Regions from separate parts of the Homo sapiens genome. Here region 1 is linked to region 2. Evidence: read pairs that join two places in POLR2A ChIA-PET (ENCODE). Cell type or tissue: OCI-LY7. All regions are shown on one strand. Each heading gives the region's core, and the rest is flanking DNA. Links, peaks and the distances in the headings are about the cores only. Region 1 overlaps GFOD1 (Gfo/Idh/MocA-like oxidoreductase domain containing 1). Region 2 has its middle 11 kb from the start of SIRT5.

Region 1 (4,392 bases), core at 254-4,253, 200 kb after region 2:
AGCCTGTGTAGGCAAAATCTGAGAATGAACAGCCCAATCAGTTGCATCCTTCATTGTCCTCCCTAGGGTCAATATTCTTTGAAGCCCAGGCTACTCATAGGTGCAAGTGTGGTGTGTCCAAACACGAGGGGAATGCTGGGCATTTTCTAGAACAGAGAAGTAAGTACTGCCTTCCTGGAAAGAGTCGCCCTGCTTCCCGAGGCTTTGCTACAGCACTGCAGGGTGGGTAAGCTGAAATTCCATGCGTGGTTTGTTGTGGTCCCTGACCTGTTGCTGACAGACTTCATGGTCAGCATTCCAGCTCTTGCAGCTATCAGTTCCAAACCAGAGATTTGCTGGAATGGAAGTCTCCCAATAATAGTTTGAACAGAGGCCCATGTCATGGACTGCTTTGGTTCACATTCTTCTTCTTTTTTTTTTTTTTTTTTTGAAATGGAGTCTCGCTCTGTCACCCAAGCTGGAGTGCAGTGGTGTGATCTCAGCTCACTGCAACCTCTGCCTCCCAGGTTCAAGCGATTCTCCTGTCTCAGCCTCCCGAGCAGCAGGGACTACGGGTGGCTGCCACCACAGCCGGCTAATTTTTTGTATTTTTAGTAGAGACGGGGTTTCACTGTATTAGCCAGCATGGTCTCGATCTCCTGACCTCTTGATCCACCTGCCTTGGCCTTGCAAAGTGCTGGGGTTGCAGGCGTGAGCCACCACACCCAGCTGATTCTGGTTCTTCTAAATTGCTCCCTGGGAAAGTAGTTTTTGGGGAAACATTGGAATTATTATTATTATTATTTTCTAGCTAGCCTGAAGGGCTCCGATTAAGGATGAAGGGAAAGTAAACAAAATGATTCAATGGGTTTCATTTTTCTAAGTCATTCATAACCTAAATAGGGATATTCCTGGGGTTTCAATTGTATGTTTCTGTACTAAACCATAATACTCGCGAAATCTTTTCCCAAAACTTCGGGTTTTGGAGAGAGGTCCCCACAAAGGCCTCTAAGCTCTGTAATACATATTTAATGTCTAAAACAAAAAATCTCATTTGAAGCTGGGGTATTAGAAAGAACATATATTCTTTAAAAGAGGCATGAAAAAATATTTTAGTGTGTGTACTCAAATTTTATCTACTGAAATGCATGTAGTAGGTAGGTGAAGGAACAAGAGAAAGAAAAGAACTGGATAGTTCATTTTCTTTAAATATAAACTGTAGCAAATGGGTTTGAGATACTCCTTTAGTGCTCCATTTGCCCTTATCCCACCACATGCAAAGACTTGATTTGGGGTAGCTATATGAAGCTGAAATCTCTAGCCTTCAACAGTGTTCTGCAGAAGGACTTTGTTTCAGCCCAGCACCGTTCATCATGCCTTTAGGGGTCTGGGTACCCACAGCTGACTTTGACCTAGGACTAAAACCCAGCAATCTTTTGGCTCCTTTCTGCTTTGTTTAATGTGTTTCAAGGGCCTCGATGCAAGGAGGCAGTGCTTTAAGAGTCTTCCCATTTAGTTCCTGCATGCCTGTTTCGTTCCCATCAATGTGCGAATGGCCTAGATTCCAAGTTATGAGGGAGGGTGTGGGTCAGGGTTCTTACCTGGTATTTAAAAAATGTTTGGGAGTGCCCTGGGCCTATTTGAAAAGTTTGAATCTGTGATCACTGTCAGCTCCTCCAAGACTTCTCCTCTCAACAGACAATTGCATTGTAGGGCACCCCAGACCCCCCTTAGCCTACATGGCAGCAAATACCACTGTGCCAGTTATATCTGGACTCTAGGGTAGTCTTGGCCAACTCCAAGACTGGCCAACTCCAAGACTTGTCCACTGTGTGCAGAGTATTTTAAGTATGTTATCTCATACAATCCATAAAAACAACCCTATAGTGTTGGGTATTGCTATTTCTTTTATACACATGAGAAAATGGAGGCAGTAAGAGGAAGAGGAACTTGTTCAAAGTCACACAACTGTTAGGCAGAAATGAGGTCATTCAAATCCTTAATCTTCTCCTCCAGACCACACTGCCTCCCAGGAAGAGATGTGGGCACCTCCTGTTCTTGCCAGGCAGGAAACCGCTCCTTATCAATGTCTACGGGGTCTGCTCTCACACCCAGGAAGGACTGTGACAAGCATGGACTAACCTGCGGCTCCACTCAGCCTGCTGTCAGCACCCTCCTGTTCAGCAGGATGCAACATCTGATGTTCTGCCAGGAGGCTGTAGAGCTGCACATAGAAGTAGCCAGTGTTTCTTCCCATTCCAAAATGGAAATATCACTCAGCCTTTTTTAAAATTGACTTCCTATGTTCATTTTGATTGTAGGTGATGCAGCAAGCCTCAGGGCTGGGGATTTTCAAAATCTTGTTGGCTGACTATTATAGATGGCCTTGGAATTTGCTCTTGGGGGTCTGAATATAACGTAGGAAAATGTCCTTTCTCAGGGAGTGGGGCTTTAAAGTTCGTTTGTTTGTCACTCCAATTTTAGCTGTGCACTGCACCTTTCTTTGCACCCCTACTCTCTTCATCTTGTCTCATAGCCACAGCTATTGAATTTGGCCTGTGATCATAAGTTGGGTTTCTGATCTGATCTCTTGCATTCTGGTGGGTACTGGGGGCAGAATCAGCTTTGTTAATGATTTTCTGGGCAGAAGGTAAATTCAGCTGCATCTGAAGGGGCTTCACAGTCCAATAGCCGTCCTTTTGTTTTACATAACAGAGAGTGATGGTCAAGGCCACCCACATCTTTAGTGGTAGAGCCAGGACAAAAAGTCAGGTTTTCTGCCTCTTAAGTCTCATGCTGCCTCACATAGCACCTCCAGAGCTCTAGGGAAAGGAGGCTCAGAGAGATGAAGTGACTTGTCTGAAGTCCTGTGGCTAGTGGCAGAGAAGTTGGAATTAGACCTGCATTGGACCTCAATTCGCTGAGCAGTTGCAGGGAAATCTGGAAATCCTTTTTTTTTTTTTTTTGAGACAGAGTCTTACTCTGTCACCCAGGCTGGAGTGCAATGGCGTGATCTCAGCTCACTGCAACACCGCCTCCCGGGTTCAAGCGATTCTCCTGCCTCAGCCTCCTGAGTAGCTGGGATTACAGACGCACGCCACCATGCCCGGCTAATTTTTGTATTTTTAGTAGAGACAAGGTTTCCCCATATTGGTCAGGCTGGTCTTGAACTCCTGACCTTGTGATCCGCCCGCCTTGACCTCCCAAAGTGCTGGGATGACAGGCGTGATCCACCGTGCCCAGCCGGGAAATCCATTTTTTAAAATAAATTCAATTATGTCTTGAATGTACTCAGAAAACGAGCTGTTTAAAATGTCCCATTGTGACTGTAATGTGAACAATGACCTCTAACTTGTATTTTATTTGGCAAGGATGGGGGATGTGCATCAAATCTTCACCTCTGGGATTTCCTGAGGCTTGGTCTACTTGGCTCACCCTCCACCTGCATCCCCACCCCACTCCTAGATATTAATACAAATCTAGCCTTGACACCGCCTACTGCTCCACCACCGCCTACGTTTTTGGCCATCAGAGCCTTGGAGTTTACAGAGCAGAGGCCATGACATTGGGGAGCTTGTTTAAAAATCAATGATCAGAACCCCACATTTTAGTTTCCTTTTGGGGAGAAAGAGGAGGGCCGTGGAAGAAAAGGGGTGTGCAGCTGGAGCGTTATTATGTCTTTCTCAGCGGCAGGCATGCCCGCCTCTCCACCTTCTCCCCGCCAGGCACAGGAGCCAGCAGCTGGAGCGTGCTCTGAGTTTCAGGGGACCCCCCACCCAGACTGACTGGGGCTTCTGGGACTTCTCATAGGAAGAGTCAAGACCTCCTGCGCTTCTTTAAAAGGTGATGGGCTCAGTGTTCCCAGTGGCATCTGGAGGTGAAGCCGGTACTGTCTCAGGAGTGGAAGGCAATGGCCCACTGGCCTTTTTCTCCCCCACGTCACAGTCCCCATTTGCTGGAGCCCTTGAGGGGGCCACCGAAACTGTGGCTCTCATTCAGCCTCCCAAAGTGTTGCACTACTGAATACTCCTTTCTGTTTACACCAGCAGTGAATAGAGTCATGAAAAGAACATATTATATGCAATGGCTTGATGCTTAGTGTGGCAATCAAAAGCTTGCCTGGGCAGATGTAGGCAGGGGCTAGACAATAGTCATGGAGTTGTCACCAGGTCACTGTCTCTCTCCTTCCCCTTCCAGGTCTCTACTGTCCCCTGCAGCCACCACAAGGGCTAAGCTGTTGAATGAGCCCCTTGGTTTTTCCTTATAAACGCAATGACTTACTTGTGATTCTTGGTCTAATCCCAGGCTAAGAAACAAAACAAAAGCTTGTGATCTGACCCATTCCTTTGCTGCCTTCCTTCTCTTTCAGGCACCTGGACGTATTTAGTATTCTGCCCTGTGCCTTGCCCAGGG
Region 2 (4,392 bases), core at 94-4,093:
TGGAAACAACCAAATGTCCATCAGTAGGGGAATGGATGAGCAAATGGTAGTACATCATACAACATAATACTATTCAATAAAAAGCAATGGACTACATGAAACAATTTGGATGAATCTCAAAGACACCATGCAGACATAAAAGGCTACCTACTATATATTTCAATTTATATAACATTCTAGAAAAGGTAAACTCTAGGGATGGACAACAAATCAACAGTTGCCAGAAGTTAGGAGTGGGAAGGGGTGTGATTATAGACAGCAGAAGGGAGTTCTTTGGGGTGATTAAAATTGTCTGTATCCTCGTTGTCATAATGGTACACAAATTTATGCACATGCCAAAATCCACTGAACTGTACACTAAAACAAAACAAAAATGTGACTTAATTGTGATGGTTGGACAACTTTTTAAATTTACTGAAACTCACTGAATTGTTCAACTACAATGCGTGAATTTTATGATAAGTAAATTACACCAGGAGGAGTAGGGGATGAAGAGATAGAGAATGGCTAAAGTGGGTTCATTATACTATTCCTTCTACTTTTGTATATGTTTCAAAATGTTCATATTAAACACTTAACAGCTGGGCACAGTGATTCCTGCCTGTAACTCCAGCACTTTGGGAGGCTGAATGGGGAGCCCAGGAGTTCAAGACCAGCCTGGACAACATAGGGAGACATTGTCTCTACAGAAAATTTTAAAAATTAGCTGGGTGCGATGGTATGTGCCTGTAGTCCCAGCCATACGGGAGGCTGAGGTGGGAGGATCGCTTGAGCTGGAAGGTTGAGGCTACAGTGAGCCTTGGTCTTGCTACTGCACTCCAGCCTGGGTGACAGACTGAGACCCTGTCTCTAAATAAATAAATAAATAACAACAACAACAAAAGGAGGCTAGGTATCTCAGAGTCACTGAGGCCAGGTCTAGGACCACCTGCCAGGAGCAATGCTCAAAATTCCACTGCAGAACTGCTGCAGAAGGAACACCTCAGTAGCAACTACCAGGATCAGATCTGAGCTTGAACCATGGATGCTGCGCATTGTGGATATGGAGGTTACCCCAGGCACACTCTCTCTGCTGCCCGAGAAGTTGAATTTCTGAATCCTCTGCCATTGTCAGTGAGTTATTTTTGGTCCCTTCTTTTCGTCATTTTTCTAAGTCAGGGTGGGTGCCTCTGCAGAACATCAGTCCTGCAGCTGTTACCTGGGAAAGCAAGCGTCTTGCATTTTCACCTTCTGGAGTGGAAGACTGACTCTGCTTCCCACCAGAACTCACAAGGTGGGAGAATTCCCCAAACATGGGAAAGAGGTACAGGTACTGAGCAGCCAAAAAGAAGGACAATGCCCACTGCAATACCAAGTACAACCTTCTTACAAGTGTTGCCTTATATTGGCCTCTTTGGGTCTGGAAATGCTTCATATTACAGCAGCAGACTTACATGTTTTCCGAAACATGAGGATGAGTGACCAGGTATCCACTTGCCTGTGCGTCTCTTCTTTCACATACTCCACTACAGTTTCTAGACAGACCCTTACACACTCTAACCCTGTTAGCGTTTTCTGCTCCAGCATGCTTCATAACACAAGCTTTTCTTTCTGCCTCCTTGGCCAATAAAGGCCAAAGGCAACGAGCAGAGCTCAGGCTTTTTGACACTTTATAAAGACAGCTTTGAATCACAGATCACATCCTTACAGTACACCCAGAGGGAAGTGAGTAAAAGGCAAGTTTGCAGGTGTCCTTTACTTTGATGTATTTGTCCCTTGGCAAAAGTTCCGTGGTGGAGGAAGGATATCCTTCATCGTCTTACATTTCACTGAATGCCAAAATGGTACCTATGCAGCTCATTTCCACCATGGCAGCTGGCTACCATGCTTCACTTAGGCTATCCATATATTATTGAAGGAGAGATTTTTATAGCACACTATAGGTCCTAAGTGCTTTCACATCATTAGTAAGATATTTTTCCCTGAATCTTCAGGTCAATGTTAACATCTTTTGTTTTAAGTGCAACTACTTGGACACACAGGTTATGTGATGGGCCTAAGGTTAGGGAGTGAGGCACTGTCAAATCTGAGATTGTGTGATCTCAACATTGTATCATTCATTGGTAGAAGGCTGCAATAAATCCAGGCCACTTTAAAAGTCAAAAGCAAGAGAAGAATTAACTAAGTGCTGAGCTGATTCTTTTGGAAGCTTGGCTTAGGGAAGTGCTGGCTTGAGAAGGGTCTTAAACCTTGCTGCTGTAAGACTTCTAAATCAATCCAGCTCAGCGCCTTAACCACAGACACTAAAACTGTCACTAGAGACATCTCTCCCTGGGTTTTTACATATTCACACTCATGTTCCAACATGACCTTCTTAGGGGTTAATGGAAGAGGTGGTTTAGACCCAAAGTCACTAAACTTGATATAAAGAAAATATTTACCTAAATAAAGCAGTCATTTCTTGGCTGTTAGCCAAGCTATCAGTTATTCACAGTTGCTAGCTAATATTTTATTATTCTTTTCTTCATAGTCAGTTTAAAATATATTTTACAAAAATACTACACTTTTTTTTTCTTTTTCTTTTTCTTTTTGAGACAGAGTCTTGCTCTGTCGTCAGGCTGGAGCTGGAGTGCAGTGGTGCGATCTCGGCTCACTGCAACCTCCACCTCCTGGGTTCAAGCGATCCTCCTGCTTCAGCCTTCCAAGTAGTTGGGACTACAGGCACGTGCCATCATGTCCAGCTAATTTTTGTATTTTTAGTAGAGACGGGGTTTCACCATGTTGGCCAGAATGGTCTTGATCTCTTGACCTCATGATCTGCCTGCCTTGGCCTCCCAAAGTGCTGGGATTACAGGTGTGAGCCACTGCACCCGGCCAATAGTCCACCTTTTTTAGGACTCTCAGTCAAGGAAAGGTTAAAAGCACTGAAGTGAATCCTAGGGCATTGCCATGCAAAATCAATAGTTGCTACCTCTGGGCTTTAGCACCAGAAGACTGCTTGTCTTTCAATTTTTAATTTTACCTTCCTCAAAAAGGCTGAAGGAAAGCTCTAGAAGGGAATTCAAATTCAGTTCTCCTTGCATTCTAGAAAACCCTACAATTAAGCAATAGTAATCTAAAGAGAGAATCCAAGAGAGTCAATCATTCTTCAGCCTAGTAGAAAAAGCTTCTACCTAAATGGACTTTTTTGTTCACTCTTGCATTCTATCATCTCAGCATCAACTAATTTTCTGAGCTCTTCACTGTCAGCTATTTATTTCTGAGGCAGCATAATGCAATATTGTAGAGAAGGCAAGTATTTAGGTATTTGACCCGGACCAGGTAGGAATGGAGCCTGTTGAGTGTGGAGTAACAAAACCCACCGGCTAAACTATTGAAATGTCATTTCCAAATCGGCCATTGAGTAATCCTGCTGCTAGCTCAAAAAGAAAACGAGTGACTTTTGGGCCTGCCACATGTCAGTGTTCAGGTCACCAAAGGTCAGCAGAGGCGAATGTTGGAAAGAACACTTAGCTGGAAGTTCAGGCGGAACACAGCGAACCAAGCTCACTGGCACATTTCCTGTTTGGTTAAATTGGGGGAGATTGGGTATATCATTTTCAAGCTTTTTTTTTTAAGATGCAGAATATTTTCTTCAAATGAACCCTTCACACAAATCTGATGGGCAGGATGTTCCACATTTAATGACGTATGTAAACAGAAATGATTACAAAACAGAAGCCATGCAACATTAGCAATACAAGCTGAAGATTCCTTCTTTTAGGGGCTACGTTTAGCATGCAATGAAGCTGACATAGCTTCATTTAATTAGGCCATATAAGCGTTTTCCCTTTGACAAAATATTAAACTGGGAGGTGGTTGGAAATTGTGTTTTTCTTCAGGCCAAATAAGCAAAACAAAAACAAACACTTCCGATTTTTTAAAATTTTGTATACACTTTTGAGAACATTTTTTTTTTTTTTGAGACCGAGTTTCCCTTTTGTTGCCCAGGCTGGAGTGCAGTGGCGCGATCTCGGTTCACTGCAACCTCTGCCTCCTGGGTTCAAGCGATTCTCCTGCCTCAGCCTCTCCCGAGTATAGGATTACAGGCGCGTGCCACCACGCCTGGCTAATTTTTGTGTTTTTAGTAGAGACGGGGTTTAGCCATGTTGGCCAGGCTGGTTTCGAATTCCTAACCTCAGGTGATCCGCTCACCTTGGCCTCCTAAAGTACTGGGATTACAGGCGTGAGCCACCGCGCCCGGCTGAGAGCATATCTTAATAATAACAAACATTTATGGAAGACTTAATAGGTGTCAACCACTGTGCTAAGCATTTTACATATTGCTTTAATCAGAGCTCGTGTTGCAAGAGGCAGAAACCTACTCCACACTGGCTTACGGAAAAGAGAGAATGTATCACGTACAGTTGAAAA

What was found. Peaks named below come from ENCODE experiments on the same cell type or tissue, not always from the same donor. Only the 100,000 strongest peaks of a DNase experiment are listed, where the experiment ranks them.
Region 1: POLR2A ChIA-PET joins it to region 2 with 5 read pairs; 12 of 35 experiments call an interaction of 5 or more read pairs at or near these places.

The regions. Positions count from the first base shown.
Region 1 is chr6:13,358,499-13,362,890 of GRCh38, reverse strand. It overlaps GFOD1 (Gfo/Idh/MocA-like oxidoreductase domain containing 1), which reads left to right. Exons shown (of 2, transcript NM_018988.4): 2 at 1-4,392. Among named protein-coding and RNA genes, the nearest start is that of TBC1D7-LOC100130357, 32 kb to the right of the region's middle. In OCI-LY7, for the core only: a CTCF peak has its summit at 4,250; no DNase peak of the experiment used is centred there.
Region 2 is chr6:13,561,107-13,565,498 of GRCh38, reverse strand. No RefSeq gene overlaps it. Among named protein-coding and RNA genes, the nearest start is that of SIRT5, 11 kb to the left of the region's middle. In OCI-LY7, for the core only: no CTCF peak of the experiment used is centred there; a DNase peak (open chromatin) is centred at 1,728.